Regions from separate parts of the Homo sapiens genome. Here regions 1, 3, 4 and 5 are each linked to region 2. A link is a loop called in an ENCODE intact Hi-C map of the cell type or tissue named here. Cell type or tissue: ascending aorta. All regions are shown on one strand. Region 1 overlaps SEPTIN9 (septin 9). Region 2 has its middle 130 kb from the start of LINC01987. Region 3 overlaps LOC105371908 (a long non-coding RNA gene). Region 4 overlaps SEPTIN9 (septin 9). Region 5 has its middle 6.2 kb from the start of LINC01987.

The links. Hi-C counts contacts between places; a loop is a spot of excess contacts. Peaks named below come from ENCODE experiments on the same cell type or tissue, not always from the same donor. Only the 100,000 strongest peaks of a DNase experiment are listed, where the experiment ranks them.
Region 1: a loop joins it to region 2, with 3 times the contacts of the local background. A loop is called at or near these places in 2 of 110 quality-filtered maps.
Region 3: it touches region 2 in a loop (2.5-fold over the local background); 5 of 110 quality-filtered maps call a loop at or near these places.
Region 4: a loop joins it to region 2, with 3 times the contacts of the local background. A loop is called at or near these places in 3 of 110 quality-filtered maps.
Region 5: a loop joins it to region 2, with 5 times the contacts of the local background. A loop is called at or near these places in 21 of 110 quality-filtered maps.

Annotation. Positions count from the first base shown.
Region 1 is chr17:77,317,536-77,322,535 of GRCh38, forward strand. The region is part of intron 2 of SEPTIN9 (septin 9); the gene reads left to right. Among named protein-coding and RNA genes, the nearest start is that of SEPTIN9-DT, 38 kb to the left of the region's middle. RefSeq lists an enhancer at 1-161 and a silencer at 3,104-3,316. In ascending aorta, no CTCF peak of the experiment used is centred here; DNase peaks (open chromatin) are centred at 1,946, 3,216, 3,562, 4,536 and 1 weaker place; H3K4me3 peaks cover 3,476 bases; H3K27ac peaks cover 3,992 bases.
Region 2 is chr17:77,599,650-77,604,649 of GRCh38, forward strand. No RefSeq gene overlaps it. Among named protein-coding and RNA genes, the nearest start is that of LINC01987, 130 kb to the right of the region's middle. In ascending aorta, no CTCF peak of the experiment used is centred here; DNase peaks (open chromatin) are centred at 1,662, 2,112, 2,642 and 2,952; H3K4me3 peaks cover 1,730 bases; H3K27ac peaks cover 5,000 bases.
Region 3 is chr17:77,832,447-77,837,446 of GRCh38, forward strand. The region is part of intron 1 of LOC105371908 (a long non-coding RNA gene); the gene reads right to left. Among named protein-coding and RNA genes, the nearest start is that of LINC01973, 49 kb to the right of the region's middle. In ascending aorta, no CTCF peak of the experiment used is centred here; DNase peaks (open chromatin) are centred at 2,235 and 4,335; H3K27ac peaks cover 2,189 bases.
Region 4 is chr17:77,421,113-77,426,112 of GRCh38, forward strand. All of the region lies in intron 3 of SEPTIN9 (septin 9), which reads left to right. It overlaps LOC112268199 (a long non-coding RNA gene), which reads right to left. Exons shown (of 2, transcript XR_002958141.2): 2 at 1-5,000. Among named protein-coding and RNA genes, the nearest start is that of MIR4316, 27 kb to the left of the region's middle. RefSeq lists enhancers at 1,161-1,826, 1,962-2,766, 4,729-4,818. In ascending aorta, no CTCF peak of the experiment used is centred here; DNase peaks (open chromatin) are centred at 2,739, 3,684 and 3,989; H3K4me3 peaks cover 455 bases; H3K27ac peaks cover 4,541 bases.
Region 5 is chr17:77,732,266-77,737,265 of GRCh38, forward strand. No RefSeq gene overlaps it. Among named protein-coding and RNA genes, the nearest start is that of LINC01987, 6.2 kb to the left of the region's middle. In ascending aorta, a CTCF peak has its summit at 2,681; DNase peaks (open chromatin) are centred at 2,556, 2,906, 3,516 and 4,146; H3K4me3 peaks cover 2,501 bases; H3K27ac peaks cover 3,508 bases.

The DNA.
Region 1 (5,000 bases), 280 kb before region 2:
CTGATGATCTGTCACCGTCTCCCATCACCACCAGATGGGACCGTCTGGTTGCAGGAAAATAAGCTCAGGGCTCCAACTGATTCTACATTATGGTGAGTTGTATAATTATCTCATTATATATTATAATAATAATAGAAATAAAGTGCACAATCAATACAACGTGCTTGTGGCCGGGTGCAGTGGCTCACACCTGTAATCCCAGAGTGAAACTCTGTCTCAAAAAATAAAAAATAAAGGCCAGGCACAGTGGCTTATGCCTGTAATCCCAGCACTTTGGGAGGCCAAGGCTGGCGGATCACGAGGTCAGGAGTTCAAGATCAGCCTGGCCAATATGGTGAAACCCCGTTTCTACTAAAAATACAAAAATTAGCCGGACACGGTGGCAGGCGTCTGTAGTCCCAGCTTCTTGGGAGGCTGAGGCAGAAGAATTGCTTGAACCCAGGTGGCGGAGGTTGCAGTGAACTGAGATAGTGCCACTGTACTCCAGCCTGGGTGGCAGAGCGAGACTCTGTCTCAATAAAATAAAATAAAATAAAATAATAAATATAATACACTTGAATCATCTCAAAACCATCTCCCCACTCCCTGGTCTGTGGAAAAATTGTCTTCCCTGAAACCGATCCCAGGTGCCAAAAAGGTTGGGGGCCACTGCCTTCATCGCCTGCCCCTTTGAGCCTCTGGTGGCTGTGGGTGTCCCTTGGCTTGTGGCTGCATGGCCCTTACCTTCAACACCAGCATCTACAGATCTCTCCGGGCCCCATCTCCACTTGGCCATCCCTGTCTGTGTCAAATCTCCCTCTGCCCCCGTCTTGTATGAGCACCGAGACTGCCTTTAGGGACCACCTAGACCATCCAGGGTGCTCTCGCCACAGCAAGATCTGCAACTGAATCACAGATGCAAAAACTCTTGTTCCAAACAAGGTCCCATTTGCAGGTCTAGGGATTAGGACATGCTATCCCTGGGGCCATTATTCAGCCTTCTCTCGTGACTATGATCCCTCCCTTCCTCCCCAGCCTCCCACCTCGGCTGAGATGCTGTCCCCACCTCCCTCACTGTCTGGCTGCCTGTGGGGCTGTCCTCCAGGCTCTTTGGGAGGAGGTGGTTGCTTGATGTCTCCCAGAAGGCTGGGAATGGTCCTCCCCACCCCCCAGGAAGATGTCCTTTCTGCCAAGGAGATTGCATTTGGGGTCCTATCCCAGGCAGAGAGCGGACGGGACTGTGGCCTGAAGTGGCACTTCAGGGCCTTTGGCTCTGTCATCTAGCCGAGGGCTGTGCATGGGCCTCACCTGGTCACAGGTAACTCACCTGGCTCTGTGGGGCAGGGATTGTAAACTCAGAGGCCTGCGGGGTGTGTCGAGGTAGAGGGGTGCAAATATTGTAAATTTGTTGGGGGCCTTGGGGAGCAGCACAGACTGAAAAGTGTTTTGTCTGAAGAGCAGAACTGTCTTATACCAGCCCTGTGCGGCCAGGCAGGAAGGCTTCCGTGGTGCGGCCACGCGTCCTCCCTTTCTCAACAGAAGCTGACAGTCTGGAGTTTTCAGAGAGATTGCCTGAGTTCTCAGCCTTGGCACAAACACACATTCTCTTTAAACAGGCTTGGGCCAACAGAACCAGCCTCCGTGTCTCGGGTTTGAATGAACCCTTGAGGTGAAGCTTAAAGACAGAGAGGATGCCCCTGATTCCCACCCCAGGGACCCACATTGTAAACCCCCACCTGCTCTGCTGAGCCCTTGGCCTCAGCATGGACCCTGACCATGTGCTGGTGGGGACCCCCCAGGTAAGTAAGCAGCCTCTGAGGACCCCGGATGAACAGTGGGGAACAGCACTGATCCCCCAGTGGGGCCCCGAGTTCCCGGAGAGGAAGACTCGCTCCCTCCCAGGGGACGGCTAGAGACTCACTGACTCATGCGTGTGTGGTAGGAATCTTCCAGGAAGTCCCCGTCCCGTTCGCCCTCTCTGCCTGGGCGGGGACGGCAACTGCCTCTGTCACTGCAGACTAATGGGACGGAGGGGGGTGACTTCTCAGGGTTCCTCCTGGGCAGGTGCTCCGGAACCTTTTCTCAGCACGCTGGCCTGGGGCACGGCCGTTCCTCCTGCCCAGCCACGTTGGGGTACAGGGTGAAGAAGGGCTGGGGCCAGCCCAGGACAGAGGAAGGCGAGGCAGGCACGCAGGAACTGGGCTTTTTAAACCCTTAAGCCCAAGGAAATCGTAGCATCGCGGGACAGGGAAAATGAAAGACTTTGGAAGTCGTCAGGAATTTGACTCTGTGAGTTGGTTTCCAAGAGTCTAAGTTAAGCATCTCCAAGTGGATATTAAAAAGGAGCAGCAAGCCTCGGGGCGGCGGGGGCTGGAGGAGGTGGAGAGAGGAGGCTGCCGGAAGCCGCACTCGGGACCTCTGCAGCCACCGACCAGACCGGGCGGCCGGGACTCTGGGACTCTCGCAGGCAGACCCGGTGGTCTGCCGGACTCCTCGGGGCCCACTTCGGGCCCTCTCTCCTGCCTCCTATTTTTGGATTTCTCTCCTTTGCTCCCTTTTTCCTCCCGTTTTGAAGAGACAATGCTACTTCAGTTTGGAGCACAAACATATGATCAGCACATGGAAATGTGGTAATTCGGATGCATTCGTGATTGCAACAGATTGAAGAAATTAGACCAGACAAAGAGTGTTTTTAGAGGAGGAGGAGGAGGAGGAGGAGGCTGAGAGAGGGAGGGCGACGGGGGTGAGAAAGGGGAGGCCGCCTCTGAGCGGGACGCCGGGACTCCCGCCGCTGCTAAATATATCCGTAGGAATGGAGAGGGACCGGATCTCAGGTACGCAGACAGCCCCCTCCCCATCGGCCGCCCCCCACTGCCCTGGACTCGGGGCTTTATTTATGCCTGGGGGAATAAGCATGCAAAGGGCGCTTTTGCTCATTTTTCACAGAAATATTTCTTTTCTTTTTGACGGTTCCAAGCTCGTGGGATGAACTCCGTCTCAGAAGCTAAGCTCTCCTGAGTCTGGCTTTTATTTAAACTCGGCTCTCCTCTCTCCTGGCTACTTCCCTTTCATTTTCCAGTGTGCCATTCTTGCATGTCATGGCCACTGTCAATGCTGAGGCTGTTGGCGCCGAAACCTTGGGAGGGTGTGGGGGACCTGCCCCCCTGGCTCGGGTCTGGGGCGGCGGCGCTTGGACCTGGCTGGTGGTTGGTTTGTCCACTGTGTGGTTTGTTTTTTGCTTCCAGCCAAAGTCTGTCTTCAAGGCTGCCTCGGTCTCCTACCTAAAATAGCATTTCTGTGCCTTCCTGGCAGTTGATTATAGAGGGGGAAGCTCCCGGCGCTCAGAGGAGCCTGGCGTGTGTGTGCACGTGTGTGTGCATGTGTGTGCGTGTGTCCATTCACGCTGGCAGCCCCCTTGCCGCAGGCACAGACCCATCAGGGCGTGAACAGGCAAATGAAGAGAAAGGGGGCTCCCCTGCCTTTAGTTCACCCCAGCTTTCCAGGCCCTCCCTCCCAGGCCCAGCCTCCTTGGTCCCTTCACTCACATGCGGTGCCGTGGCTGCCATCTCACGTGGCCAGCGCCGTCATCGGTAATTAGCAGTGATGACAGTTTCTGCCGCTCATGCCGCCCTCTGAGCCCAGCGCTGGGAGACATGGGGTGGCTGAGCCAAGCTCCAGGCTTTGGGTATTCTGAAGTGACCTACGGGCCATGGAGCGGGAGGTCGCTAAGAGTGTCAACCCCTACGTGCCTTGGGCCCTGGTCTGTTGGTTGCCACTATGTGTGTGTTGGGGGGTCCCTGAGAGGCCTGAGAGAGGGAGGCCCATCTCGGTGGCTCCTCTCTAGGACGTGTGGTCCCCTCCACCACTGCTCCCAGGGCCACATCTTTTTTTTTTTTTTTCTTTGAGACGGAGTCTGGCTCTGTTGCCCAGGCTGGAGTGCAGTGGCGCGATCTCAGCTCACTGCAAGCTCCGCCTCCCTAGTTCATGCCATTCTCCTGCCTCAGCCTCCCAAGCAGCTGGGACTATAGGCGCCCGCCATATTTTTTTGTATTTTTAGTAGAGATGGGGTTTCACCGTGTCAACCAGGATGGTCTCGATCTCCTGATCTCGTGATCCGCCCGCCTCAGCCTCCCAAAGTGCTGGGATTACAGGCGTGAGCCACGGCGCCCGGCCTCAGGGCCACATCTTGATTGTCACGTTGGGACTGGTGGAGCGGGTGTGTGTTGTGCCGCTGAGCACACCCAGTCGGGCACAGCAGGCGGACCTCAGGAGGGGGCCAGGGGAGACGGCAGAAGGCTTGGGTGGCAGTGAAACTGCATCTTATCTGTTTGAGCTCGGGGGCTCAGGCCCGCTGGGACGGGTGGGTGTGGAGCCCAGCGTCCTGCTCTCCGCCCAGCAGGAGCCGCAGGGCAGGGAGCGCTGAGAGGGACCTTCGTCAGGCTTGCACAGTGGAGCCGTCCTCGGAGTGACCACCCCACCAGGCAGCCTGGGCAGACCACAGTGGGTCCCCTGCCTCCTGGGCCACCAGCCCCAGGAGGACGTCACTCCACCCGCCTGGCTGGCAGGGGCCTCGGGGAGCCTCGGGTTCGGCCTTCACTTTATAGATGATCTAGCCGAGGCCCAGATGGGTGACCAGCAGGGGATCTGAGAGCTGAGCAGAGAGGCGTGGGTTTGGGGGTGGTGCTCCCTGGGGAGCTGGAAGTGATGGCACCCTCCCAGGCTCACAAAACACGGGCTTTTCATGAACTGAACAAAACACTCTTTGAAAGCAGCCAGTGCTGTGCCCCAGAGACCACTCTGATCCCTGCTGCCCTTGGCTGAGGACAGCACAGCCAGGGATGAAGCGGGGACCTCCCCTCGGGCTGTGCCTTGATGAAAGATGCTTTCTACAAAATCCCATTCGGATGTGTTTTCATGTAAGAAAACGTACATTTTTAGAAACTCAGTTGTAAACTGGCTGCCTTCCGAATGAACACGACAGTCCCGGAGCTGTTTCCCTTAATGAGGTTCTCGTCCTGGGC
Region 2 (5,000 bases):
CTTATGAACTGCCTTTTCAGTTGAGCTCAGATCTGGTGGGAGAAAAAAACCATAATGAGCTTTTGAATTAGACCAAGCCTGACTTTTGGCCCTGGCTCTGTCCAGCTCTTGCAGAGGGACTCTGTGAAAAGGTGCATTAGACACTGCCAGCACATGGCAGGGACTTGTAGTAATCAGGAGTCCTTTTCTAAGTGACCAAAATCCCAAATTCAAATAAAGAAGAGGAAAATTCATTGGCTACAACAGCTTCAGGTATGGCTGGATCCAGGTGCTCCAACAATATGGTCAGGATCCAGTGTCTCTCTGTCTCTTGCTGGTCTCCTGTGTGTTCACATAATTCCCAGGTGAGCTGTTTTTCCATGGTGGAAGCTCCACACTTTTGTCTCACCAACTTTAAGACCACCTGAAAGCCAGCTATGCTTTCCCAACAGGCTGTTGGAGAGACTGGAGCCAATCACAGCACATGCTGAATGGAGGGCTCATATTCGGGCAGGCAGCTGAGGGGAAGGTACAGCAGACACTTTCTGGGCCCATGGCCTCTTACCCCTGTGAGTTCAGGTGTGGCTGTGTGGGTAGGTCCCATCTTTCCTCCTGTCTTCTGACTCAGGGCTTTTTCCATAGCTAAGGGCAGGGTAAGCTTGGGAGATACCATGCCCTGGGACAACCGTCTGCCAATGGGGGACAATAGTCTGCGCCCATGGAGGGACAACTCAGAGGCAGATCCCACGGATTTTTCAGAGGGCTCCTGGTGGGTCTGAGCCCCTGTTGCCCGCACCGATCACCAGCCCAGTGTCATCCTCCCATTGACCACGCTGATCACCAGCCCAGTATCATCCTCACAATTGGCCACGCTGATCACCAGCCCAGTGGCATCCTCGCAATTGGCCACGCTGATCACCAGCCCAGTGACATCCTCACATTGGCTTTCTCCCCACCCGGATCTCACTGCCCTGCCCCTCACTCCAGCTTCCTGGAGTCACCTCCCACCTACACTACCTGCACCCAAGGCCTTGTCTCAGGCTCTGTTTTGGGGGAACCCCGAAAGGCAGAGAGGTCAACCTCACCTGAAGCAGGTGAATTGAGAGGTATTAGGGCCTTGAGGACACCTGAGTTTGACCGGCCAGGCGTCTGACCTCCCTCAGCAGCAGGACCCTGTCTCAATTGTTGTCTCGTGAATCCTCCCAGTGTATAAAGAGTACAAGAAAGGGGTTGGTCCAGCCTCACAAGCATTTACTGAGCACCTACTGTGTGCCAGGCTTACTCCCTCTTCACATGAACTCATCATCACCCCATTCTACAGATGCAGGGAGTGAGGCCTAAAATCATCAGGAAGGATCTGAGGCCACACAGCTGGTAAATGGCAGAGCGGGGGCTGGAGTCCAGGGCCTCTCACTCCAGGTGCGGGCTCCTGTCCTCGCCCCGCTGGCTGGTCTGAGGTGGCTCACTGAGCTGGGCGTAGCTTGAAGCCTCCCTTGGTCCCCTCCAGTCAAGACTGGATTTTCCCGCCAGCTCCCAGCCACTGTCCTTCCTCCCCAGGAACCTTCCGCTGTGTTTTTTGCAAAGTCAGGCTCTCCTAACTCTCTCTCACACCCCTTCCTGTTCAGGCTCCAACTTTCTCTGCCCAGAAGCCCTTGCTGGCATTGGTGCCTGTGCCAAGCTTGCTCAGTGGGAGGTGGGTTCACAGCCTCTCACCTCCTTCCCTGCTCGCTGTCCACAGGACTGTCCAAGTAAAGGTTCCCCTCAACACCACCCCTTCCCTCAACCCCGTCCCAGGTCACCACTCAGAATGACAGCGCTAACCCTTTCTACCCTGCTCAAATCCCAACCCTCACCTTCTGGGGCTGCCCCTGCCTGCCCAGATCACCTTCTTGCTGAGAAAATGGAAGCGTTAAACTCTCAATCCTCTTCAAAGCTCATTAGCCAGAGAAAGCTACACATCAAATTGATTTTAATTCTCCGGGTTCTGGCTAACGCAATGACTTCAGGCCACAGGCGGGGAGGGCAGGGTTATTTTTTTGAGGCTTGCTGGTGTCTCTCTGCCCTTTCCTTCTGGCTGGCTCATGATTCTTGCAATGTGACAAGCTCTGCGCAGTCCCAGGGCCAGGACGCAGGGCGAGCCTTGTGCTCCCCAGGGGCAGGATGGGGGCGGAGGGATGGAGGAGGTGCTGAGCCCACAGCAGTCTCCCTTCCCAGGGCCCTACCCAGAAGCTGTCCCGCCACTCATAAAGAGCCTGAAAGATGGAAAGGATCTCTCTCTTATTCTTGTAATATACTTTGCCCAGAATTCATGATGAAATACATTTTCTCCAGAACGTTTTATGCAGTTAATGGTGTAAAATCAAACCGACTGTTGTCAGACCATTCTCAGTGCCTCCCCTAACCCCAGTATTTGTGCTGAAGATGGTGGGAACTCAATTTGCCCTTCCAGAATATCGCAGAGCCTGGCCCCAGCCTGAGCAATGGCAGCTCTCCAGGAGCCTGAGGTCTGAATCTGCCTGGTACAGCATCCTGGAGAGCACGTGCAGACACAGAAGTACTGTGTGCCCTGTGAAATAGTGGGCCAGGTAGGCATTCTGTCCCATCTGTCATGTGCTCCCTCTGTGTGGCTGCCCTGGAGGTTCTGAGGAGGCCTGCGGGGAGGCCCTAGGTTGTTCCAAACCACCTCTATAAATAGCCAGCTTCAGGAATTCACTGGGAGCCAGGCTGTTTTTATAGGCTTGTATCTTCGTTTTTCCAGTAATCCAGCTGAGTGCTTCTGGACCCGGGCCCCCACCAGGGAACTGACAACCCCACATCTGCCACAGGCAGAAAACTTGTGGGGGTCAAGGGAAGCTCTTTCTCTGCCATTTAAGAAGGAATAGTGGGGGCCGGGGCTGCCAGCCCGCTTGGCTCACAACTTTTGGACTGTCTGGCATTGTGGCCAGCACGTGACTGTGGTTATTTGGGGCAAGCAGGGGTGCCCAAGTCCAGACACATCTCCTCCCAGGCCTGTCCCTCACTGACACATCTGGTAAGCATGCGACGGAGAGAACACTGTGTAACAGGAACCAACGCTGGGCTGTCCCAGGCATCCTTTATGGAGAAAAACTCTTTCTATGGGATCTGAATGCTTCTGCTCTTAAATAATCAGTGTGAATTTCTTCTAAGCAGCCAGTGACTAGCCAACAGTTCGAGTAGGGCAAAGTCAATGATGGACTGGATTTCATTTCTCATCAGTGGCATGAGGGGGGTGAACCAGGGGGTCTCCAGTCCCACTTAGACTCAATTCCATAACCTCAACCAAGCACCTGAGCACGCCGGGCACCTGGGGAACCGAGGGACTTGGTACCAGGAGTGGGGCCCACAGGGCCCTGTGAGCGTGTGGTCAGGGGTGGGGAGAAGCCACGGAGGTCGAGGCAGGGTTGTGCTCGCTCAGAGAACCAGATGGCCAAAAGTCCCAGGAAAGCTGGTCTCTATCCATGCTCAACACAGCTTTTCCTTGTGAAGGGAGAGGGAGGAAAGGGATTACCGGCGCCGGGGAGAAAGAGCCCAGAGCCCCGAGGGAGGTGTGGACAGAGCACTCATGAAGATGAGGAAGAGGAGCTTGAGCGCAGGGACAGTGCACAGCACAGTCTGCATCAGAGGAGATGTCTGGGGTCAGACAGAGACTGAGGGGCCTGCCCCTTGGGGCCCGGTGGCCAGGACTTGGTGCAAAAGCCCCCGCCCCCCACAGCCTCCCTGCTCCGAGCCCCTGGCCTTGTGCATCTCCTGCTCTCCTTCCTGAACTAGCGTTGACCTCACATCGCAGCTGCCCTTCCCTGGCTTCATTTATTCAGGAGAGATCTATGGACTACCGCCATGAGGCACGCTCACTCTCTGTTCAGACCTGACGGCGGATCCCGAGCCACGGACCCTGGCGTTCTCCCCACAGATCAGCTCACCTTCACCCTTTTGATGTTGCCACTTCCAGCTGTTCCAGGGAGATGCCTCCTTGGTCTAGCCCAGCCCCAGGCACACTCTGAACGCAGACCTCAGGCAGCCACCCCAGACCCAGCAGAGGGGACACCAGCATGGGCAGCGCAAGTGGGCCTGACATCAGGAAAGCGACCATCCCTGCCTGTCCCTCCAGGGCTAGAGTCATGACTGTATTTGGGTGTGATTCAGATTCATGTAACAGAGCACAAGTGACATTAAAGGGGAAGAAGAAGTAGATGAAGACATGGCTGAAAGCAGACATTAGCCAAATTCTTACTCTAAGGAGAAATGAGGGGTGAGAAGCCTTTTATCCCTGTTGCTGACTTGTCTCCAGCTCCCAGGTACCAGACTACAGGGGTGGGGGTGGGGCAGGCTCTAGGGAGATTCTCGCTTGGTACCCAGCTCCACACTCTGCAATAGTAGTTGATTTGTCATTGCTGTTGGAATTCATTTTTTTTTTTTTTGAGATGGAGTCTCACTCTGTTGTCCAGGCTGGAGTGCAGTGGTGCAATCTCGGCTCAATGCAACCTCTGCCTCCCGGGTTCAAGAGATTCTCCTGCCTCGGCCTCCTGAGTAGCTGGGACTATAGGTATGCCCCACCATGCCCAGCTAATTTTTGTATTTTTGGTAGAGACGGGGTTTCACCATGTTGGGCAGGATGGGCTCAATCTCTTGATCTCATGATCTGCCCCCCTTGGCCTCCCGAAGTGCTGGGATTACAGGCATGAGACACCGTGCCTGGCCTGGAACTCATTTTTAAATCATGCAACACAGGACTGATTCCCAAAACAGCATCCCTGTGCCTTTGCATGGCCACGTCCTCTTGAAGAAGACCTGTGGACTCCGAGTGGCCAAGGGTGTCCCTTTGGAGCCCAACAGATGGGGCTGAATTCCACTTCTGCTGGTTGCCCGCTGTGTGACCTTAGCCGAGTGTCTGGATCTGGGCCTTAGATCCCTCACCTGTTAAATGAGGCCAGAGCTGGCCACTTTTCAGGGCTGTTGATGAAATGAAGGAGATAAAAGATGCAAAGGAGCTCCGTTTGGTG
Region 3 (5,000 bases), 230 kb after region 2:
ATTCAATTCTCAAAGGAGCACAATCCCTATTGTGAACTGTGCACATGTGAGGGATCTAGGTTGCACGCTCCTTGTGAGAATCTAACGCCTGATGATCTGTCACTGTCTCCCATCACCCCCAGATGGGACCATCTAGTTGCAGGAAAACAAGCTCAGGGCTCCCTCTGATTCTACGTTATGGTGAGTTGTATAGTTATTTCATCGTATATTACAATGTAATAATAATAGAAATAAAGTGCACAGTCAAAGTAATGCGCTTAAATCATCCCGAAACCATCCCCTGCCCCTAGTCCATGGAGAAATTGTCTTCCACGAAAATGATCCCTGGTGCCAAAAAGGTTGAGGATCACTGCTCTGGCCTATTATTTAGTTTTGGTAAAAGGAGGAACAGGAGAGCAGAGAGTAAATCATATCACAGGGAACTAACTAGGAAGGTAAAGGTTGAAATCAGGCTTCTTGAAAAATTATTAGGACTGGAGAAGACAAACTCAGGAGGAACAAAAGCCTCTCTTCAAGAATGCTAGGGGCTGCACTGCTACAAAGAAAACAGATGCACTCGAGGCCAGGCACGGTGGCTCATGCCTGTAATCCCAGCACTTTGGGAGGCTGAGGTGGGTGGATCACGAGGTTAGGAGTTTAAGACCAGCTTGACCAGCATGGTGAAACCTCATCTCTGCTAAAAATACAAAAATCAGCCAGGCGTGGTGGCACGTGCCTGTAATCCCAGCTACTCAGGAGGCTGAGGCAGGAGACTCACTTGAACCCAGGAGGTGGAGTTTGCAGTGAGCCGAGATGGTGCCACTGCGCTCCAGCCTGGGCAACAGAGCGAGACTCTGTCTCAAAAAAAAAAAAAAAAAAAGAAATAGATGCACTCTGTGGGCCTCGTCTTAGCCCATTTGTGCTTCTATAAGAAAACACCTTAGACTCTTCTTACAGTTCCGGAGGTTGGCAAGTCCAAGATCGAGGCACTGCGTTGGTGTCTAGTGAGGGCTGCTGTCTCTCCAAGATGGCACCTTGGGGCTGCACCCTCACATGGCAGAAGGTGGAAGGGCAAGAGAGCACTCCCTTCAATCTCAGGACCCATATAATAGTGCTGATGCCATTCATGAAGGTGGGGCCCTCATGATTCAATCACCTCCCAAAGGACACACCTCTTAATACTCTTGCACTAGGATTAAGTTTCAATGGGAATCTGGAGGGGATGCCATCATTCACGAGGGATAAAGCTAAGATGAGTGAGTGAAAGCTCTAGGAATATGGATTTTCAGTCTCATAGCTGCCTCAAGATATCGTCAGCTGCTGTTGGAAGGTTGCTGAGGTCCTCATCACAGGAGGCATTCGAATACTGGAAAACTAATTTTGGAGAATAGCACAAGAGGACTCAGTTCAAGACTAAGACTTTGGGGTTTTCCCTGGCAGGTTTTAATTTGGCCCCATGGGTAAAATGATGGATTACTGTCTCTTTGATCTGACATGTGATAATACTCATTGAACATCGATTCAGATGGGAGGCTGAGCCCTGCATGGGAGAAAGAGCAGAAAGCTGTGTGGGAAGGAGTGTGGTGGGAATGGTAGCAGCCTCAGCCTCTCCGTGTTCAGCAGGTAATCAGACCTTCCCCGACAGAAGGCAGCTCACCTGTTAGGTTGTTCCCCTACCTCGCTGTCTGGGGAATCCCAGTCCCCCATTCCCCCTGCCCCCACCACCCCAGCAGCTGATTGAAAAAATCTTCCCACTACAAATAAGGGGTCCCTATAGAGTCTGGGATCTAGCATGTTCTGCTTTCTGTTGCACTTTGGGGATCAGTCTAATGCCCCAGGGATGCAATAGTGCTCCTGACTCTGAAGTCAAAGGACCTTTTGCTGCCTGTCACTCAACCATAACTGGAGCTGACTGGGCTGATCTGTCCAGACAGCGCTCCCAACCTCCCTCCCTGGGTGACCTCCAAAGCTGCACCCTGTTCTCAGGAGGCATCTTCCCCGGCCAGAATCTCCATGCAAACCCCAAGGTTCTGTTGGAGGATACTGCAGGGTGGTCACGCCTCTGAGATGACTCTGCGGACCCTCCCAGCCCTGAGATCCCACGAGGCTTTCCTACCTAGGCCTCTGGAATGCCAGGAAAGGAAAGCCAAATGCTCAGGGCTCCTCACGCTCGCCCCAGTCCCTGGCAGAAGGGAAGCTGCCCTAAGTCTCGCTGGCTGCGGCAGTCCTCCTGGCTGCTGAGTGACTCATCAGCCTCAGCAGAGCCTACTGTGACTGGCGTAGCTCCTCCCACGCTTGCCCTGACCACCCCACTGGGAGAAGGTTCTCAGAACAGATAAGAACTAAGTAGCAGTTACTCTTGGCCTCTCTAAGGCAGGGGGACAAAACGGACCAGGCTGACCAGAGGCAAAACCATGGAGCAGGTGAAGGATGGTCCCAGACCCCTCTCTTCTGCCAGCTCCTCCCACCCTCTTGCCATCCAAAGCAACCCCATTCCCAAGTGGGGGAGCCTCTTTGAGCTCCTTACCCCAATCAGCCCTTCCTCCTACAGGGGCTGCATGCCCCCAGGAGCCCCCTCTGTCCTTGCCTCCCCTAGCCCCATTTCTTCATTGCCCCCCTTAACTGGAGGCCTGGAGGAAGACAAGTGTGTCAGGGAAAATAGTGCAAGACCTTGGAATAGGCAAAAAAGATGAATGGGTATCTATCTAGCACACCTTTTGAGGTTATCTTCATTTTTCATTGTCTTTGAGCTATTTTGCCACTCTGCAAGTTGTAGGAAACTCATAATCATGCAAATGGCCCTTATCCATAGCAACACAAATGAATTGCATCCAGTGGAATGTGGTTGAATACAGCGGAGTATCCTGCAGAATGCAATTGACTGTTGCCCTGTTGCGTGTTTGTGAATTGACTTCAGCATTCCTTACTGCCTATGTATGTGAGGTTCTTTGAACCAGTTGTAACATTGCACTGGTATCTTCCTTAATTAACAAGTTAAATGAAATCACTGGCACGTATTCATTTTATATTTGTATGAGACTCAAGATCTTACCTTTTATCAAAATTATCCACTGGGTGTGTTGACTCACACCTGTAATTCAAGCAATCTGGGAGGCTGAAGTAGGAGTATCTCTTCAGCCCAGAAGTTAGGGGCCAGCCTGGGCAACAGAGCAAGACCCCACCTCTACAAAATTAGAAAGTTAGCCAGGCATGGTGGTACACACCTTTAGTCTCAGCTACTTGGGAGGCTGAGGCAGGAGGATTGCTTGAGCCCAGGAGTTTGAGGCTGCAGTGAGCTATGGCTCCAACACTGCACTCTGGCCTGGGCCACAGAGTGAAACCCTATCTCAAAAAAAAAATTTTTTTTTTTTTGAGATGGAGTCTTTCACTGTCCCCCGGGCTGGAGTGCAATGGCGTGATCTCAGCTCACTGCAACCTCCACCTCCTGGGTTCAAGTGATTCTCCTGCCTCAGCCCCCTGAGTAGCCAGGATTACAGGCGCTTGCCACCACGTCCAGCTAATTTTTTGTATTTTTAGTAGAGACAGGGTTTCACTATGTTAGCCAGGCTGGTCTTGAACTCCTGACCTCAAGATCCACCCACCTCGGCCTCCCAAAGTGCTGGGATTACAGAGGTGAGCCACCGTGCCCAGCAAAAAAAAAAAAACTTTTTAAAAAAAATTTTGAAATGATCCTTTAGCAAGCTTGAAAGACCACCACACTAATTGGTGGTCTTTCAAGCTCTGTGGGTAAGAGCTGGAGGATGGAGCATTTAAGGGTTTCTGTATTTGGAATGTCCAGCAGGAACAGGGAGGGAAAGGGGGCAGCTGTCCCTGTCTACCCTCGACCCTACATTCTCCTCCAAGCCAACTCTGGCCTTGCCCATTTTCCTTTGAGACCGACTCGGAAGTTCCCAGGACTCGGCTGGGCGTGGTGACTCACACCTATAATCTCAGCACTTTGGGAGGCCAAGGCAGGCCGATCACTTGAGGTCAGGAGTTCGAGACCAGCCTGGCCAACATGGTGAAACCGTCTTTACCCAAATACAAAAAAACAAAGAAGAAGTTCCCAGGACTCTGCCTTTAAAAACTGTCCCAGAACCGCCCCACCCCCACCCTGCCACCCCCGCCACTCCGCCTGCCCATCTCTGCAGTTGCTGAGTAACAGTAAGGTCTTGCTGCTGCTGCTGCTGCTGCTGTCACTTTTCCCTTGAAATGACTTACAGCACTTACTTAATAACAAGCATTAGGGGATTACATGTCCAACACATGCTTTCGGGGTCACATTCAAACCGTAGCTGGGATGATAGCTAAAAGGCACAAGGACTTGGGTTTTTTCCAAGGTGATGAAATTCTCCAAAGTTGACTTAAGTGATGATTGCACATATCTGTGAATATGCCAAGAACCACCTGCCAAAAACACAACAGGTGAGTCACATGGTGACTTCATTTGCCAGGGCTACTATAACAGAATACAACAGACTGGGTGCCTTCAACCACAGAAACCTATTTCCTCACAGTTCTGGGGGCTGGAAGTCTAAGAGAAGGTGTCAGCAGGGTTGGTTTCTTCTTTTGTTTTTTTTTTTGAGATGAGGTCTCACTCTGTCTCACTGGCAGTGGTGTGATCATGGCTCACTGCAGCCTCCTGCTCCCAGGCTCAAGCGATTCTCCCACCTCAGCCCCCCGAGTAGCTGGGACTACAGGTGTGTGCCACCACAGCTGGCTAATTTTTGTACTTTTTGTAGAGATGGGGTTTTGCCATATTGCCCAGGCTGGTCTTGAATTCCTGGGCTCAAGCGATCCTCCCGCCTCAGCCTCCCAAATGACTGGGATTATGGGCATGAGCCACTGTGCCCGGCCCACAGGGTCAGTTTCTTCTGAGGCCTCTGGCCCTGAGTTGCAGATGGCCACCTTCTCCTGGTGCCTGGTGTCACAGGGTCCTTCCTCTGCCTGTGGGCATCTCTGCTGTTTCTGTATGAGTCCAAATCTCCTTCTCTCAGGAGAACATCAATTGTTAGATTGGA
Region 4 (5,000 bases), 180 kb before region 2:
CACAGCCCAGTGTCTGGGCCCCTGCCTGAGACTTTGGCTGGATGCCAGGAGCCCGAGACCTTCCAGCTCTTTCCTGTGTAAGGCGCCATGGGGTGAAATGAAAGAAAACCCCAGTTAGAAGGTGTCCCCCTCTTCCTTCAGTCCCTCAGCTGCCCTGGATTTTGAAATAAGACACCGCCCGTCTGTGGGGTGAGCAGGAACAGATTGGAACCGCATTTCTCTCCCCCCAGTCACAGCTGCCAGGAGCTCATCTTTCTCTGTCTCCTCCCCCTGCCGCCTCTCCCCACAAGACTGGGCTGGATGCTGCTGGGAAAGTCAACAGGAAGTCTTTTGGCTGCGGTGGAGGTGGGGGTCTGTGCTTCCCTGGGGACCGAGATGAGGGCTCCAGGTTGGCTCCGGCAAGAGCAGGGAGGCTCACGTCTCTGCCTGCTGGTTTTGCTTCCTGTCCTGGGAGAAGGTATCCACATGTCCCAGAATGCACCCTCTGCGTGTACAGGGATGGCTTTTGGGCCATTCACCTGAGGTTTATTGATCTTTCTCTTTGGAACTGGAGTGGCTCCTCCACGGTGGATTGGGCTGAGCTCTCTGCCTCGGCCGACGTCTTTCCCCAGGCACTTCCTCTCACCGTGCCAGGGTGCAGGTTGCTAGTGGATGGGTCTTCACCCTCGGGGATTGGCAGCTGCCACGCTCATTTCACAGTCGAGACACCCTGGCCGAAGGTTCTGCTAAGCTCCATGGAGTGTAGGGATTTTTTTTGAGACGGTCTCTCTCTGTCGCCCAGGCTGGAGTTCAATGGCCCAATGTCCCGCTCACTGTGATCTCGACCTCCTAGGCTCAGCAGTCCTCCCATCTCAGCCTACCAAGTAGCTGGGACTACAGGTGTGTGCCACCATGCCTGGTTAATTTTTTAATTTTAATTTTTTTTTGTAGAAATGGAGTCTTACTATATTTCCCAGGCTGAACTCCAACTCCTGGGCTTAAATGATCCTCCTGCCTTGGCCTGCCAAAGTGCTGGGATTCCAGGCATGAGCCATTGTGCTCAGCTGGGGTTTTCCTTTAACCCTTCCTGGCCCTTCCCAGGTGCAGGACCCGGGCCTCAGCCTTATGTGTTCTTGAACAGCTCTGGGCTCTGTCCTGTACCTCCTGGGCGCGTGGTCAGGCCTCTCGTGACATCAGCAGGAGACTCAGGTGAAGAAGCAGGCAGAACGGAATGCTTGCTCACCCAGCCTCGGGGCCAGGCGGGGCGGCCAGGACAGTAGCAGTGGCTGGTGTGGCTTCCTGGGAGGTCAGCCCATTGGCGTGGCCAGCGAATGGGGAGGGGAGCTTCTCCCCTTGTCTCCCCTCATTTCTGGTCTCTGGGCCTCCAGGGCCAGGTCTCCAGAGTTCTAGGTGGAGGATGGAGGTCAGGGAAGCTGGGGTAAGAGCGGGCTGGGGGTGGGTGGTCAGGCGGATCCTGGAAAACCATCCTCTGCAGGTCCCGCTTTCCCCAGGGAGCACTCAGGGCTGGTCCCGGGGAGCCGGGCTAATGGTCACCTCGGATGGTGCAGGGGTCCATCCCCATGAAACCGGGCCCATCCCCATGAAACTGGGCCCACAGAAGCTTTTGGTTCCGGTTCTGTTCTGCCCCCTGGCTCTTGCTTCCAAAGTAGGACTCAGGATAGCTCTGAATTCCCTGCCGAAATGCAGCTTCCTGGGCCCTAACCCAGCCCTCCAGAACCAGAGTCTCTGGGGTGGGCCCTCTGCTTGTCTAGCAGCCTCCAGGGGACACTTGTGCCTGCCAGAGCAAGTCTAATAAGCACTGCTGTAAACCCCTCGTCCCCACAGCCTTCTGGTTCGTCTCCCTTTTCCTGCTGGGATCTGCATCAGGATTAAATGCCAACATCAGGGATCAGGTTATACTTGTGAACCCTGAGACAATACCTGCATCTTTTTTTTTCTTGAGGCTGTCTTGCTCGCTCTGTCATCCAGGCTGAAGTACAATGGTGTGATATCCACTCATGGCAACCTCCACCTCCAGGGTTCAAGCAATTCTCCTGTCTCAGCCTCCTGAGTAGCTGGGACTACAGGCTCACACCACCACACCTGGCTAATTTTTGTATTTTTAGTAGAGATGGAGTTTCACCATGTTGGCCAGGCTGGTCTCGAACTCCTGGCCTCAAGCGATCCGCCCGCCTCAGCCTCCCAAAGTGCTGGGACTACAGGCGTGAGCCACTGCGCCCGGCCTGATACCTATATCTTGACCAAGCTGCTGTGGAAACATTGAGTTCCCCTTGATAGTTTTGTCCACAGAGTGAATGTTTAGGAACCGGCGAGGCATCTCTCACCCCCACCCAGATGGCGGCCTGGAGGCAGCGTTTCTGACCCTGTGATGGGATTTGTCTCTCTTGTCCAAGAGACTTTAGAGATGTGGCCCCTGAATGTGGGGGCCCCTGTTGGGGTGGGAACGGGAGCTGGCCCTGGCCATTGTCCAGTGACCCCATCTCAGTGCCTCGATCCTAGCACCCTCGATCTCAGCGCCTCCCCTTCCCCGGCTCCGCGCGGAGATCACGTGGCTTGCGCTGAGCAATCCTCCACTGCCCCCGTCGCGTTCCTGCTGCAGGGAAGCCTTTCCAGGGAGCCAGCTGACACATTTGGCCTCCATTATTTGTTTTTGAACAGGAATGAAAGGAGAGAGTGAGTAAGAAAGTGGCAGGAGGTGGGGGTTGCAGAGTAGGGGAAGGTCAGAGAGAGGGGAGGAAAGATCTGGAAAGTCCAGGCATGTGCTCTGGAAGCAGGTGCCAGCGATGAGCTCATCTGGAGGGTGGCCGCCCGCCCTGAGCCCTGCCTGGGGCCAGCAGGGAACACTCTGCCAGGGCATGTCGCTGGGAGCCTGTCCTTGGCTCACTTTCTGCTGCTTTGAGCGCTGAGCAGATTTGTTTCCATTTTAGGGACAACGCAAGGAGGCTGTCATTCCACCCCTCACCTTATTAATATTTCATGAATCATAAGTGACCACTTACTGCGTCCTGACGTACTCCAGGCGCTGGGCTCGAAGCTTTATGCGCTTCATGGGATGTATCTGCACTATCGCCGTAGAAAACGGTTCCTGTTACTACTGCAGAGAAGGCACCGAGGCACAGAGAGGTTGAGGAACTGGCCTCAGGCCACACAGCTAGAAGCGGCTGACCCTGGCTGTGAACACAGGGCTGCTTGACTCCAAAGCCTGAGCTGGTTTGCAGCGAGGCTCATGGTTTCTGTGCCACTGTTTGAGCCTCTGGTCGAGCCCCTTGGCTCAGTGGGGGGCCCAGTGACCTACCAGCTGTTCCATTATATGTTGTGGACACCTCCACGGCCCACCTGGGTGGGAGGGAAGGGGCTTCAGGAGGTGGGAGGGGTACAGGGAACACAGTCCAGCCTGCTTGGGCCCAATACCTTGACCTTCAAGGTACCCCTTGAGGGTAGCATGAGGCTAAGCTCTTGTTCTCCTCCAGGACTCTGTTCCTGTGAGGGCCTCGGGGTCCCTTGCTTTTTTCTGGGGGCCTTGCTGGTCAGGATCACAGAGAAGCTCTTTGCTGTTGATCTTTCTGCCTCTGTATCTTTTGGCAAGCCATTTTATGACTCAGTTGCTTTGTCTGTAAAATGGGTTGAATAACATTGTCCTGCCTCGGAGGGTTTTTGGGAGGATCAAATGAGACCTGTTGCACAGAAGCCCTTTGTAAGCCATGCTGACTGGCGGTCGCCGGGCCCCCAAGTGAATGGGCATCCGGGCACTGAGTGTGTGGACTCAGTACTCGGAAGGAGGGGCTGGGGGGTACCTAGAACTCCTGGGAGGCTTGGACCCCTGCTCTGCTCAGATTCTGAGCTTCTCCTTGGCCAGTTTAATTCCCATCAGTAGGGTGAGGGTAACCAGGACTTACGCATAGTTGGGCGAAGTCGAGTGACCACATGTGGAAGTCTAGCGTCCTTCATGCAAAGTGGGCAGGCGGCCAAAGTGAGCTCTGCTCCAGTCCCCCCACCCCCGGGGCTGTTCCTGGCGCCCTGCCCTCCCCCAGAGCCCCACTGACCTGCACCATGTGACCCGGGCCTGGGAAGATGGGCCCAGCTGTGGGAGGTCGTGCGGGCTGGGGACTGAGAGTGCCGGAGGAGGGCCTCCCAGGAAAACCCAGCTGCACAGGAAGCCGGGCCAGCGGCCTCCGGAAGCCTCTGGGCTTTGCAAGCTGGACTCCCCAGATCTGTGGCTGTGGGGCCCTCTCCTGCCTGCAGCTGAGAGCCCTTGACCCGCACCTGAGGGCTTCAGAGGTCCGGGAGGGGGATGTGACCGTGTCCCCAGGGTGAAGCCCACCCGAGTGTCACTCTGGATACAGCCCTCACCTCTTCCTGGCCCCCTCTCTGGTCATGGGGACGCTGCCTGGGGGGGGTTCCCTTACATGGAAGGAGCTGCAGCTGAGCTGGCGGGCCTCGCACACCCCCAAGGCCGCCTGACTTCCAGCCTCCAAGTGGGGTTGCATTCACCACTCAGGACCTGGAGCCTCAGCCAGAGAGGGACCCTCCACTGCCTCTTTCTCTGTCTCTTGGGAAAGGTAGGGTCTTTGTGCCCCCTCCCACCCAGGGACCTGGCATGTTGGGAGGCTAAGAGGAAGCTGCCCCCCGCTCATCTACCCCCCAACCCTCCCAGCCAGCAGAGTTTTACCTGTGTGCTTAGAATCTGTGCGTGGAGCCAGAAGTCACAAGGTTGGCCCAGCTGTGTCTGACCCTGGTTGTGCGGTCTTGGACAGTCCCAGCCCTCCTGGAGCTGAGCATCCTGATCTGTAGAGGAGAGGCTGCTGTGCCGGCCCCGCAGGGCCCTGTGCAGAGGGGAGTGTGTGCGGCTGTGAGTTCAGGCCATGCCCTCAGACTGGAGGATAGGATCGGAACAGTGGGTCAGGATGGCCAGAGGGTCCCAGCCTCAGGAGGAGGCCTCCACACCTCCCAGCACCTCCACACCAGGAAATGCAGCCAGGCCCCCAGGCCTCCCATGTCAG
Region 5 (5,000 bases), 130 kb after region 2:
TACATTCTGAGCACAAATCATTTATCAGAGATATGTTTTTCAAATGTTTCCCTCCAGTCTGTGTTTGTCTTTTCACAGTGAGGGGCAAAATTTTCAGTTTTGTTAAAATATGACTGATCAATTTTTTCCTTTTGTAGTTTGTGCTTTATGTGTCCCATCTTTGCCTAAGCCAAGGTTACTAAGATTTTCTTCCTATGTTTTCTTCTAAAATTTGTATATCTTTAGCACTTATATTTAGATTTAAAAATCCATTTCAAGCTTTTGTATATAAGGTGAGTTAGGAATTGAGGCTTTAAAAAAATATGGTTATCCAGTTGATTCAGAACTATTTGGTGAAAAGACTATATTGAATTTATTTGGCATGTATGTATTAATAGAAGTAAAATATATGACAATAGCACAAATGCTAGGAGAGGGAGAACTGAAAAGACATTGCTTTAGGGTTCTTAAATCATACACAAAGCAGCATAACATTATTTGAAGGTAGACTTCGATTAAAAGGTGTGTTATGTAAACTTAAAAGCAATGATTTTTTTAATAAGGTATAGTTAATAAGGCAACAGAGAAGATTACATGGAATCATAAAAAATACCAAATCTGTCAAAACAAGGCAGAAATGAAAGGAAAAGAAAACAAAGAACAGATGGGACAAATATAAAACAAATAGCAAGATGGGCAGATTTAAACCCAACCATAGTAATAGTCACATTAAACGTGAATAACCTAAACACCTCAGTTAAAAGGCAGAGATTGTTCTGCGAGGGTGGGAGTAGAGAAACACTGTATCATTCAATCCCTGGTAACCAAAATTCAACAAGAGACATGGTAAGGTCAAGATATAATGTTTAAGAAATTATCTGTGTCATACTGGTGGGACAGCCACATCAAATCTAGTCCTAAATCCCCTGGTGGAACAGCCACATCAAATCTAGTCCTGAGTCCCTTGGCAGCAGAGATACAGCAAGCTAAATAACCACCTCCACCTTCCCACCATCTTTTCCCCAGAAAGCAGGGAAGAGAAACCTTGTCTTCAGATTCCCAAATGATTAACTGGGGAGAGAAGGGGGTCTGTGGTCAGTAGGTGAGACTCTATCTGCAGACTTTCCATGAAAATACTTGATAGAGGTTAAGTTGGAGAGAGGGGAATGTTAAATTGGAAATTCAAAGTTGGTCTTTCTGTAGCTCAAGCCATGACACGAACCCAAACAATGTTCATAATGATTCTCTCAGTAACCATATAAGAAGAATGACTGTATCACCCAGCAAAGCAGACCCTGGAAACAATTCTTTTTTTAATCTAGTACTCAAACGAAAGGTAGATGAATTCAGATTTTTGTAGCAGTCCATCTTTGAACTCCAGGTTGGTCAAATTGCCTTTCTCTGAGCTTCCCCAGCTTTCTCTGCTCTGCTCCACACCCAGCACCACATACACTACCTTGAGGTGATTTTGACATCATACTTGTGCACATCTGAGCTCCATGCTCTGTGACACGGGGGATGGTCTTACTCAGAACAGCAACCCCAGGGCTTTGACCAGAGCCTGACACATGCATGGCAGAGGCTCAGTAAATATCCCTTGACTGATTGACACCCTCAATGTAGGGTTTGTGTTCGTTTCTCTTCCTGGGGCTCAATAAGAATAATGCATGTGGATTTAGGCTGCAGCCAAAACAATGGAAGTAGAACGTTAGGGTGATCATTGCAGCAAAAGTTGTTTGGTCTTTGTTTTTTGTTTTGTTTCATTTTTGAAGCACGGGGCCAGTTGCTGAAGACAAGAGCAGCCCTGATCAACAGAACATTCTGCAATGATGGCAACACCCTACCCGCACCATCCAGGGTGGCAACCACCAGCCACTGGTGGCTGCTGAGCACTTGAGATGGCAAACGAGGAACTGAATTTTACATTTTCTTTCATTTCATCTCATTTAGGCTTAAATAGCTGCATGTGACTAGTGGTTTCTGCACTGGATGGCACAGCCCTGGAGGCTGTCCCCTTCCTCGGTGTGCTCCTACCGGTGGGGCCTGATGAATGTTGGGGGGAGGGGACAGACACCCCCATCTGTTGAACTGGCAAGTGCGGGCGGGGGAGAGGAGGAATTGACCTCCAAACAGCTGGCTTTGTTCTAGGCAGAGTACCATTCCCCCATCTCCCACCACCTCCCCAGGCCCTGGCACGTGGCACTGCGTTGGACACTTGGCACATAGGACTTCTCTGCGTGCCAACTCCCCCGCCTGCCTTCCTCCCTCCTTAATTAACTCTGCAGCAGCAACTTTGTTTCCCTTTGCCAAGATCGGGAGAGGGTCCTGGCATGTGCCAGCAGGGCTGAGAGCACAGGAACAGACCCGCACGGCCTGGCTCCACCCCCTCGCTGGGCTCTAGGAGCCTCCCCAGCCCACCAGAGAGCCTCGGGTCCCAGGCAGGCCACTGGCAGGCCACTGACAGTCCCTGGGCTTTGCCTGTGAGTTAAGCCGGGAGTTGAGTAATTGCTGGCTGGGTTCTGGCTCCTCCCAGGATTCAGCTGGGGGCTAGAAGATGTCTCCATCCCGGGAAACCTGGCAGTCAGCCCAGGGGGCGGGGCTGAGCGGGAGTGGGGGAAGGAGGCCCCTGGGCAGCTCGGTGCCTCTCTCCCCACTCTGCCCTCCCGTCTCTGATGGGCACCAGCGCTCCCTGCTGAGAGAAGCTCCAGCTTGGGAGACGCCTGTGTTTCTCTCTAATAACCAGGGGGCTCCTACCTGCCCTGCCTGCCCTGCTAAACTTCCCGCTGCCCCTCCAGCCTAGGTCTTGCCACAGAGGCATCTGGTCGTCAGCACAGACCAGGCCCACCTGAGGGGGTTGACAGACATGCAGATTTCCAGGCCCAAACCCGGCTATTGCCACCCAACCATCTGGAACAGAACTGGGGACTCTGCATGTTTAACCATCCCCCACGGCGATCCTGGGACTGGCCACCCTGTAGCTCCCAGCTAGGCAGGGGCCAGGCTGCAAGGGGCCCTGCCTCAGCTCCTGCAGGCCGCAGAGGTACCGACTGGTCAACAGAAGCCCGGGGGTCGAAAAGGGACCTCCCCATGCCTGCTGGTTAGAAGATAAAGACGAAGAGTCTCTCTTTGGCTCACAGCCAGGATGAGGAGTCCGTAGGTAGAAGGAGGAGTCTCACAGTCCCTCCCCTGCCCCTAAGCCTCTGCAGAAGTGAGGATCCTGCTCTGAGGAGGAGGATCTACCCAGCAAGGGCCATGCCAGTATTTAACAGCCCAGCCTCCCTTCCTCCAGTGCAGGGCAAGCCTGTCTGCGCTTGCTTCCCCCTCAGGGATGATGTAGAAAAACCCTGTGACCCTGGCCCCTCCAGTCCTGCAGGTGGTCGGGAAGCCCTGCCTGCTTCTGGCCCAGTCCCTGGCTGGAGCTGGAGGCCCTGTTCAATGGGCAGGTGCTGCGTGGAAGACAAGGAACCTCTTCACACGGAGGGCACTCCAGCCTGCCAGGCCCAGCCTGCCCTGGGCGAGCAGCCTCCCTCCCTCCCTCCCCGCCCACTGCTCTCCCCTTAAATGGCCCCTGATGGGTGTCTGCAAACTGGAGCTGAATAAAAATAAACACTACAGAGTGCCTGGCACAGGGAAGGCTCTCTAATATTTGTGAAAAAGGGAGGGAGGGAGGAGGGGAGGGGAGGTCAAGGGAGGGAGGGATGGAGGGAGGCGGGGAGGTCGGATGGGGGAGAAGAGAAGGGGAGGAGAAGGATGGGAAGAGGAGAAGGGGAATGGAGGGGAGGAGAGAAAGGAAGAGAGAGGAGTGGGGAGGTGGCAGGAGGAAAAGGAGGGAGGGACAGAGGAATGAAGGGAGGGAGGAATCATTTTTACAAAGCCAATGGGAGAACAGAAAGAGTGCTGAACTGGAAATTAGAGGACCTGAATTTGGTTCTTTCCCTCTCCTTAACTAATAGCGAACCCTCTCTCTCCAGACCCTGTAGGGGACCCACTGTCTCCAGGCCTCCGTTTGCTCATCTGTAAAGCGAGGGGTGGGCCAGTCACCCCGGCATGAGCTTTGACATTTTAGGATCCCAGCCTTCCCGCTGTGGTTGCAGAAGTGGCTCTTAGGATCCCAGCCTTCCCGCTGTGGCTGCAGAAGTGGCTCCTCTCCAGAACAGCATTTATGGCGTCTGGACTCCCGCCCCAGCTCCCTAACGGGGCAGGGAGCTCGCCTGCTCCTGAAGCATCCGCCTCCCAGCCTCGCGCAGGTGAGGCTCATCAATAACGATGGGCGAGGATGTCAGGCTGCGTCTGAAGCCACCAGGGGCCCAGCAGGCTGCCGCGTGCTTTGTCATAAACTATGTTGTCACCTGGGGAAGAATCATCACCGATAACATATTTCAGGAGACAAAAACAAGAGGTGCATTGATTTTTTCCACGAGGTCAGACAACTTCTGGGAAGGCTCCTGGAACTCAAGTTGTCACGGCATCTCTCCCTGAATATCCGTTTGACCCGGGGTGTTAGTGGCCTCTGACCCAGGTGGGCTCTTTTTCCTGATCACGGGCTGTTCTTTTCAGAGGCCAGCACCATCACTGGCCTTTCTCAGACCCTGAGGATCGAGGCTGACTTGGATCCAGGGAAGATTTGCTCTCTGGCTTCCCCTGATCTGGCTCCGAGAAAGGTCTGCACAGGTGGCTCCGGGAGGGGCTCTGCTGACAGCCAAATCTGCCATTTGTTAAGCTTATGACACACACCAGAGTGACCTGTCTATTTCCCTGGCCACCACCCAGCCCAAAACTGAAGACAGAATGTTCAAAAATACAGTATATTAATAGAAAATCTGAGGCATAGTGAGGCCAACAGATCAGGAGACAACTGCCATTAAAAAGGTAGTTTGCGGCCGTGAGCGGTGGCTCACGCCTGTAATCCCAGCACTTTGGGAGGCCGAGGTGGGCAGATCACATGAGGTCAGGAGTTTTAGACTCGCCTGGCCAGCATGGTGGAACCACCCTATCTCTACTAAAAATATAAAAATTAGCTG